2 separate regions of the Homo sapiens genome follow, and region 2 is linked to region 1. Evidence: chromatin contacts called from ENCODE Hi-C data. All regions are on one chromosome and are shown on one strand. Each heading gives the region's core, a stretch centred on a gene start or an enhancer-like site at or near the end of the contact. The rest is flanking DNA. Distances are from core to core; before and after follow the strand shown. Region 1 has its middle 18 kb from the start of MIR100HG. Region 2 overlaps MIR100HG (mir-100-let-7a-2-mir-125b-1 cluster host gene).

The links. A loop is a pair of places that touch in the nucleus more often than their neighbours do. Pooled maps may share reads with other maps.
Region 2: a map of heart right ventricle shows a loop between it and region 1 (4-fold over the local background). The contact joins two enhancer-like sites. A Hi-C loop is called at or near these places in 20 of 168 maps with a recorded cell type or tissue (Caco-2, IMR-90, Right ventricle myocardium inferior and 14 more) and 19 of 50 pooled maps.

Annotation. Positions count from the first base shown.
Region 1 is chr11:122,438,053-122,442,782 of GRCh38, reverse strand. No RefSeq gene overlaps it. Among named protein-coding and RNA genes, the nearest start is that of MIR100HG, 18 kb to the right of the region's middle. RefSeq lists an enhancer at 694-1,358. Within about 2 kb of position 2,447, at least 17 of the 41 ENCODE cell types and tissues checked have a DNase peak (open chromatin) inside an H3K27ac peak, as active enhancers do; they include ascending aorta, dorsolateral prefrontal cortex, gastrocnemius medialis and 2 more, where a contact is called at or near this core.
Region 2 is chr11:122,213,307-122,218,036 of GRCh38, reverse strand. All of the region lies in intron 2 of MIR100HG (mir-100-let-7a-2-mir-125b-1 cluster host gene), which reads left to right. Among named protein-coding and RNA genes, the nearest start is that of MIR100, 63 kb to the right of the region's middle. RefSeq lists an enhancer at 2,338-2,387. Within about 2 kb of position 2,479, at least 11 of the 41 ENCODE cell types and tissues checked have a DNase peak (open chromatin) inside an H3K27ac peak, as active enhancers do; they include ascending aorta, dorsolateral prefrontal cortex, gastrocnemius medialis and 2 more, where a contact is called at or near this core.

The DNA.
Region 1 (4,730 bases), core at 1,198-3,697:
TGATTGGTGTAAGCATCAGACAATCCTCATCCACGTATTAACAGCACTTCAATTATTAATCAGGTAGCTGCTGACTTTGGCTAAATCAAGGTATCTTGCCCGACCCTCTGGACTACTCTCTATTCCTTCCTCCCTTCATTCTGCACAATGACCACCTCCCTACACCCCATATATACGAATGCCATTTTGTTAAGAACTGAGTCCATTCCCTTCAAACCCCCAGGATGTTGAGCTTTCTGCTGCTAGCATCTACAACAGTTACAGAAATGACTTGTATTTCTTTAGAAACACATGACTCTAGTAATGAGGAAGCTAGTATAACTTTAGTGAGTATGCCTTTATAATGGTGTGAGTTGGGGAATAGGCATATATGGAGGCCAGTTTCTCTAGCAGGTGCCACACATTGAGATGATAACCATTGTAAAAAGCTATTTTCCAGGACTGATGGGGTAACAGACGAATTTTACCAAATCTCATTGGCTTTACTATTACAGAACCTGTCAAGAATCAGCTTACCTTTAACTGGTTGCCTCAGAAGCCTCCCTGTTTGAATTGCTGTGGGTGTGGAAAGAATGGGGGGTGGTAGATGGAGTTTGACTAGTAAGAAGAGGGAGTGGAGCGGAGCCCATGGCAGCGGAGGCTATAGGGGGAGTTTCCATGTAAGAAACTTTTGGTATCTGGGAACAAACGATTTATTACCTAAACCTCCCACTCGCTTGATAGATTGCTGTTGGCATCTGCGTTATTGGAAAAAAAAAAACAAACTTGCTTCTTAGAAAAAAAATTGATGAGGCAAATACAGGACATTCAAATACAGCAGTGGGAAGGAAAAGAAAGGGGAAAATGCACTTGGCAAGAATTCAGAGACAGCGAGAGCCAATTGTCTTTATTGAAATGGCATTGAATTACAAACTCAAAGGAGGGAGTGGCGTCTCTTTTAGTAGAGAAATAAAAAACCATGCCATCCCTACCCAGTAAACAGTGTAGGGAAAACATTAACAACAACAACTCTATGCAAGGTATTTTTTTTTTTGTTTCGTTTTTTTTTTCTCTTCTTATCTCCAAACAAAGTGATCTGTGCTTGCTACTGAAACACCCTAAATATACTGCCCACATACCCTGGTGGTTAAATTCCCTTCAAGAGGGTGACTGGACCAGGCCAACCCTCTGCCCCCAACCCCCTTCTGGTGGAGGCTCTAAGTCTGATATGTCCCGCCTCTCTGGCCCAGCAGAGCACGTTCGCCAAAGCCCCGCAGATGCAGCACGTTTCCAGAACGCGCACTTTCGCAATGGGCGGCATCTCTCGCTCTCTGATGAAGGGTCAAAAATGAGATTGTGGATGAGAACAATTAGAAACTCTAATTACCCTCCAGGCACCTAACAATTATAAGCCACATTCTTATTTTTATAAGGAATTAGCTACAGATTGGACAGTGCTTGTCATGCTTTGAAACATTTCCTGCGTCTTTCTGGCATCACTCTGTTCTTGTTAGAATGCTGGCGTTTCTCACATCCCCACTACCGCGCTCCCCCCGCCCCCGCGCTGCCCCACCTCTCTCTCTCTGTCTCTATGTGCATGTATATGTATATGTATATGTATATGTATATGTATATGTATATGTATATGTATATGTATATGTGTATGTATATATTTTTTGGGCTTGCCAATTCCCGCACCTTCATATACATTACCCCGTCCTTTCATCTCCAAGATGACCTGAAATGACCTTTTGCTTGGCACGAGACGTGATTCAACTGATAACAAAAGAGTTTGGGGGAGGGTAGGGGCGGTGTCTGTCTGCGCCGGGCTGAGGAAGAGCCAGGAGGGGGGCGGAGAAGGGGGGGACCATATCCATTTAAAGACGAATGCTGCTGCTTTTCGCAGTGCTATTTCCTGTAATTAATTTTCCACATATCACCTATCACACGAAAATAAAAGTTTTTTTTTGTTTGTTTTTTTTTTTTTTTTTTTTTTTTTAAGGCATACCACTCTCTTTGTTTAACCGGAGATCCTGGGCTGTTTAGACGTGTCTGTGGGGGGAGCGGAGGAGGGGGGTTGGGGTGGCAGGCCGGGGGAGGCTGGGCGTCCCCCCCGCAGAGAGGCCCGAGCTCTCCGCCGGAATGTGGGGTCGGAACCCCGCAGCTTTCTTTCTTTCTGCCTGGGTGTTTGCTGCTGGGAGCTTCTTTTCAAAGCCACGGCGCCTGCTAAGGTTCCAGCACGCAGTTCCCTTCCATTTTCCATCTGCAGCCTTTGAGGGGTGTGGGCTTTTCCCAAAGCCTTTATTTCTTTGTCGTTTTAGGAAACCTCAATTTTTGCACTGACTCCAGAACTCCAAATGGATCCCAATAGCAAGTCTCATCGATCGTCCCCCTCCCCCATCTTACTTAGGGAGGAAAAAAAAGAACAAACTATTTATTTGGATACTCAGCGAGGTTGTGAGAGTTGCCACAGCAACAGCTGTGAACCTTGCACAGCAAAAGGCTCTTACTGTAGAGTGTCCTGCCTTCCAAAACATCTCCTCTTTAAAGAGACACTGCTAGCGATACTATATCAGTTTGGTGTGTGTGTACATTGACATATCATCGACACCATTTGAAGAGACAAAGGCAAGTGTTTACTTGGGTGGTTCACAAGATAATTTTAGTCAAGCTTGACCAGATGAGATGTGAGAAGAGAAAAATGGACTGTGGAGTCACGTGGGGACCTGAGATTAGAGAACTTCGTGCCCAGAAGCTTGCGAAATGGTAGAAAGTATTCTAAAGGTGTCCTGTCCCTTCTGGAGGTCATAGCTTGCGTGTGAGCTGGCGGGGTTGATTATGCAGCCGTCCTGTCACCCTCTCCTGCACTTGTCGAAGGGATCTTGACATGAGATAGACGCTCTGAGCTCAGAGACGTGAGGAACTCAGCTTCCTGGGTTCCAGGAAGAACTTCTTTTCCCTGAAGTGCCTCATAGGCTAAAAGTTCCATGAAAAGCAAGAGGTTGCTCCACAGTCCCAGTTTCATACCTTCTGGCTTTCCTCGGAAACCGTGAAGTCGTTAATGCCTCATAGGTATTAATATTTGCTAGTCTCTGCAGATATAAAGGTACAATTAAAGACTAGTCCTTAGCCCCTGCCCTCAAGGAGCTGTCGGTCAAGAAGTGGATTAGGTAAACAGATAAATACAGGGAAGAAGGAGTGACTATGGGGCTGCCAGATCCATTACAGCCACCAGCATGATCCCCATTCATTTCTTAGTTCATGGAATGCCTGACAGAATGCCAATCAACATCCCTTTCCTCTCCTTCTTCAAAAGTGCCTCCTTATAGGAAAAATTGTCATTCTGGGCAGATGGGCGCCCAGAAGCTGCCTTGAGAGTCACACTGTGGAAGGGCACTGCTATCATCTTCAGTGAAAACCTCAGCCCAATTTCCAACCTGCTGTAGAAAAGGAAAAATACTAATATTACTGAGTACCCCTTCCATGTGCCATACATGATGCTATTTATTACACATATAATAAATAACACCTATAATAAATGCTATTTATTAAACCTATAGTAAATGCTATTTTATACCTACAATAAACGCTATTTATTATCCTATTGAATCCTCATGCAGTCTTTCACATGTAGTACCTGGTTTTATCTGAGCCATAGGACATAGGAAATGATCTGAGTGACTTGTTTTCTCAATTACCCCAAGGATGGTGCATAACTAGTACCATTCTATATGATAGAAGAGAAATTGATTCCCTTTATACAATGAATGCTTGAAGGCATTAGTTTTAATTCCCTCTCAGGGTCCCTCTTGAGAAAGTTGTGAAGTATCCTAACTTAACAGACAAGGAAACAGAGACTCAGGGAAATTGCTCAAGATCACACAGCCAACAATGCCAACAATAATGGAAATTTCCTTCCTGACTCAAAAATTTATAATCTTTTGAGATAGTGTGAATAGATTGCTCTATACTTCCATTTGACTATTTAAAAAAATAGAGACCGGGTGCAGTGGCACTTTGGGAGGTCGAGGCAGGCGGAACACCTGAGGTCAGGAGTTTGAGACCAGCCTGGCCAACATGGTGAAACCCCTTCTCTACTAAAAATACAAAAATTAGCTGGCGTGGTGGCACATGCCTGTAATCCCAGTTACTTGGGAGGCTGAGGCGGGAGAATCACTTGAACCTGAGAGGTAGAGGTTGCAGTGAACCAAGATCATGCCACTGCACTCCATCCTGGGCCACAGAGTGAGACTCTGTCTCAATACATAAATAAATAAATAGTTAAGGTTAGAATTTTCAGTGACTGACAGTCATACTGACTTAAAGAGTTAGTTTGATTGGAAGCTCTACAAAGACAAGAACTGAGTCTTTTTTTTTCTTCAGTAATATCTTTCTTGGAATTATCTGTCCAGTTAGGCAAAGATTATCACTAAGAAAACCATCATTCATAGTGAAGGGAACACCTTGCTTTTAATAACTCAAACCATTGCCACTCAGCCTGACCACTTACCAGACTTAACCTCACATGACTTTTAAAATCAAACATATCTTCAAAGACTGGAGACATTTGTCATTGAAATCAAACAACAAGCCTTTAGCTCTAAGGCCACTGCAAGAGAAGAGCTGCTAATTCTTGCTAGCAATACCGACCTGTTTGGCAAAGGTGAGAGCTTTTAAAAGCATCATAGTCATTTGTAAGAGTTTTGCTATGACCTCCTCTTTTGTACAGTAAGTTCTCAGTTCAGACCCTG
Region 2 (4,730 bases), core at 1,230-3,729, 220 kb after region 1:
GTCATGTAATTCATGCAATTCGTTAAACCACATTTAAATGAAAAGTAAGTGATATTCTCCTATTTAACAATTAATTGAACAAGTGGTATTATATTGAATTGAAACACTTAAACTTGACTTCTATTGAATAAATACAGCCAATACAGGACAGAAAAAGAAAAAATCTCAAAATGGATCTGAAACTGACCTTAGATGACTCTTCCAGGCTGCTAACAGTGTGTGCAAGGAGTGTCACCTTTCTTCTGGAGGGCTGGGGAGAGAGGCTAATGCTGAGAAAGTGCACCTGAAGCTTTGAATGGTTGCCCTAGGGCGGGGAGGGGGCACAAGGCACGAACTCAGTGATCTCAGGAATAAGACTGCCATAGTTAACAAATGAGAATATGATATATGAAGTATCTGAGACATACTACACTAAAAAACTATTTGTTGTTTGTTCAAAATTCAAATGGAACTGGGCAGTTCTGTTTTTATTTGGCAACCCTACTTAGTTGGGAGGAGCTGTAGGGAGAGGTATCTGGGAAACCATTAAGAAGTAGAAAAAGGCCGGATGCAGTGGCTCACGCCTGTAGTCCCAGTACTTTGGGAGGCAGAGGCAGGTGGATCACAAGGTGAGGAGTTCGAGACCAGCCTGACCAACATGGTGAAACCCTGTCTGTACTAAAATTACAAAAAATTAGCTGGGTGTGGTGGCATACACCTGTAATCCCAACTACTCAGGAGGCTGAGGCAGGAGAATCACTTGAACCCAGGAGGCAGAGGTTGCAGTGAGCCAGGATCACACCATTGCACTCCAGACTGGGTGACACAGCGAGATTCCACCTCAAAAAAAAAAAAAATTAGAAAAAAAGGAGTCTCCCAGCTGGTGAGTGAATATTATAATAAAGACAACAACAAAGACACAAGCATCATTCCTGTGCCATGTATTTGGAATGAGATTTGTATAGGACTTCTAAGGGGCAAAGTGATGGTCAGGGAGGGCTCTAGATAACATCAGAACTTAGTTTTGAAGGAAACTGGAAATTCCCCCAAAAGGATGATGGTGGGAGTTGAGGAATGGCATTTCAGGCAAAAAAAAAAAAAAAAAAAAAAAAAAAAAAAACATGTCCAAAGGCATGGAGTAGTCAAACAACTGGAGTGTCCTTCTCCATGAAGCCTTTCTGGTCACATTCAGAGGGAATTCACCTTGCCTTTCTCTGTTCTGTCATCACCCTTTGTTGCAGCCTAAATCACATAGCCCTTATACTGTCTGCTACTGGGACAACTGTGATGTGGGACCCCATAGAGCTGGCAAGTGGCAGGTGGCTCATGGAAAAGACTCCAGACTTGTCTACTGTCCTAGTTGAGCAGCGAACCCAGATGCTTTTTGCAGAATATTGATTGAGAGCAAACACATCAAATGTTTCAATGATTTTTCAAGCAAAGCAACATTTTGCTATAGTGTATGTATATGTACTTAAGTAAACACTGAAAATGGATTTATATACATCAGAGCTTAGGCATCTACTTCCCACGAGAGAAGTAACAACATGAAAGTAAACCAAATGGAAAAATAAGTAATATTCTTTGCATTCCCTGAGATTTATCCCAAAGCCAACCCTTACTGCTTAAGTGGATGAGGGAAGATTCTCCATTGCATATCTCAGCAGTCTACTGCTTGTGCCCGTTATCTTTTGGAGGGAGGTTGTCTCGTATCTTGTGTGTAACGCTTTTATTCTAGCTTTTAGAATCAGCTGCTTAAAATTCCTCGACTTATGGTGTTAGGTAAATAGATAAGTAGGACTATGCTTTTTTGTCCCATTTTGGGCACACAAACAGAAGAACCTTGGATACTTACTGGAGGGGAACTTTCTCCCTTCTTCCCCCAGTGATATGCTTTGGAGGAGAACTTATGCAGAGATTGGGGCAACAAGAAGGTGCCTTCTACTAGCTTTAAGAAGGAGATAACATTTCCATTTTTTGTTTAAAAATGTTGATTTTCGAGGCTTTACTAACTGTAATAGGTGAGGTTTTTGTTGTGAATATTCTGTTTGCGTTTTGTTGCTGGAGGGAAGGAGAGGCTATTTGGAGAATGATACCTGGCTCATCAGCTGCCCTAAGGGTTCAAAGTGACTTGAGCCTTTCCTCTCCAGGAGCTCTTATATTGCTCCTGAACTTAATGTTATGTGTTGTCTTTCTCTTTCATTTTCTTTGCACATTTCCTAAAGTTCTGAAGTCCTTGACCATCGAAGGATTTTACCTAGATCTCTGACGACCTACCTTGGCTTTTCTTTACCGGAGAATTGCCCATCTATGGTTCTTTGCTCCATCTGTGCAATTTGCCCTTTTCAGGACTTGAGGACAACATGGTCGCCTTTGCCTTGCTTGGCTGTGGTTTGGGGTGGCATTAACACCATGATTTCTTTCAGGGCCCACTGAAGGTTGGTTTCTGCGCTCCTGCGCCACCTGCTGTCACCAGCTCCAAGTGCAGGCTCCCCAGTCGCCAGCCCTGGGCTCCCGGCCCCAGCCAGAGTCCAAACCTCAGACCAACCAGATGTTACTTAGGCTGCCAGATTTCTGTCTGGGCCTTATCTGTACCGTCTTCACTGGCTCACTAGATCAGAATCCCAAATGTCCCTGGATGACTTGCCTCAAGTCACGCAGACCCTGAGCTCTTTGGCCAGAAAGAGGAAGCCTGTTTGATTGGGGGTTGCTGACCAGTGGCTCCTGCCAGCTTTCTGAATGTGTGGCCAGTGGAGGCCGGCCTCTCCTTAGCAGTGAAAATGCAAATGGATTTCTTTAGAAATGTCAACAGACACTTGACACTTATCCTTTAAGGTACTCCCCAACGTGTCTCCTGACTGGGCCAAATTTAGTTTCTCCCAAATTGCTCAGAAATGGAATGTTTGCTTTTTACTTTTTAGCACTCTGGGCTTTTCTACAAACTCATAAAAGTTGGTGATTCTAACCAAGGGATCACAAGAAAGTGGGGTGCTACTTTTTATGAATTAAATTCAGTACCCCCATTATTCTCTGTTTTAGGTTGAAGATCTCTTGATGTCAGGGACTTATGCATTTGCTCCCTCTCCATCACACACAGCCTGGCACACAGTAGGTGCTTCACACAATCTTGTTAAAAGGAGCAGACTCTATCTGGTCAAAATCATTCTTGGAAGTTCTTTTCTATTTGTTTGTTAAAAGGAAAAATGGCCAGAGTTGAGACTGTGAAAGTTCATTCCTGATTTCAGACCAAAAAAAATAAAGCTGAACCTGAGAGAAAAACAATGATGAGTGCAAGTTGTGATTTCTATGATCACTCTGATAAGAATGAGGATCGTGACCGGCTGTGGTCTCCCAAGGTTTGAAAAAAGAGAAATATATGCATGCAGGAGAGAACTGAGTTAGATATGAGATAGAACTTCCTAAGAGCAGAGGTTATGGGATACCCTTATAAAATACAAATGGGGGTTTATGCTAGCAAATACTCTAGAGAGAGATACACATCCATGTAGTTCAATAAACACTTATTAAATTCCTGCATTATGCCAGCACTGTATTAGATACTGGAGTAAAAAAGATTGTAAAGTATAGTACCTGGTCACCAAGAAGACAGAGACTAACAAGCAGACAATTTCAATATAATTTCCTGATTGCTAAGAGAGAAGTATATGTGCCCAGGGTGTTGTGGGAGAATATGAAAGTGCACTAATTCAAGCTGTGTAGTCAGGGAAGGCTTCCTGGAGGAGGTAGTGCTTCTACTGAGTCTTACTATTGGGTGAGAGATATCTAGAGAAATAAATGCAGTCAGCATATTCCAGCAAAGGTGGAAAGCTAGATTAGCTGATGTACAAACATCTTCAGGTCACAGAAACTCCTTTTAGTCCTTCTGAATTGAGTCATCTGGGAAATGCTGTTGTCCCACAAGAAATGTCTTACAATTCTGGCAGCCTAAAGGGGCTCAGTTTTCTATTGCATGTTCAGCTTGTCACCTTGTTAGGACAGCCTCTTATAGACTTAGGAGGGAAAGAGTAAAAGAGGGAATCTTATTTTCATTTGCATCCAAGGATCATGATCCATTAAGCAGCCTCTGTGCTCTAACATTCAGGGAGCTGCAGGACTGGCATATCCTTGATGCATCAGATCTGATATATTTGTGTTCAAAGGGAACAAACCAACTACTACTGATAAGTTCTCTCACAGCAGCTACTTTTTGAGTTCCAACAGGTTGTTGTACCTAGCCCCATTGTACAGGTGGGGAAACTGAGGCTGAGGGGCACAGAGTCACTTTCTAGGCCCTGGGGAATAACTATTGGCTACTGCATAGTAATTTAGCTTCTTATTTCTCACTGTACCTTCCCAGGGTGGGAACCTCTGAGAGTCAATTTTCCCAGAAAGAGGCACTTTCGAAATGGCAGGCCTGTTAGTAATGGCCTGTTTCCACTGGGTATCCTGCCCATTGGGCTGGCACTATGGGAGTGGGGGTTCCCAGCCACCCCAGGGAGGTCATTCAATCCCAGCCATGGCAGCTGGTGTCCTTGGTGCCCTGGACCACCATCAGAGAACGGAATCTGCGGGAAAACAAAGAGTGCAGCCGTGGCGGCAGACCTGAGCCCTCCACGCCTGCTTGCCCAGGGCAGGTCCCAGTGGGGTTAGTGCCAGGGGCTGTGCTGATTCTCCACCCCCTTCCCGGCCCCTCGGCTCATCTGCTGGCTTTCAGAACTCCAGCCATCCTGAATGGGTCTTTGTGCGCACCC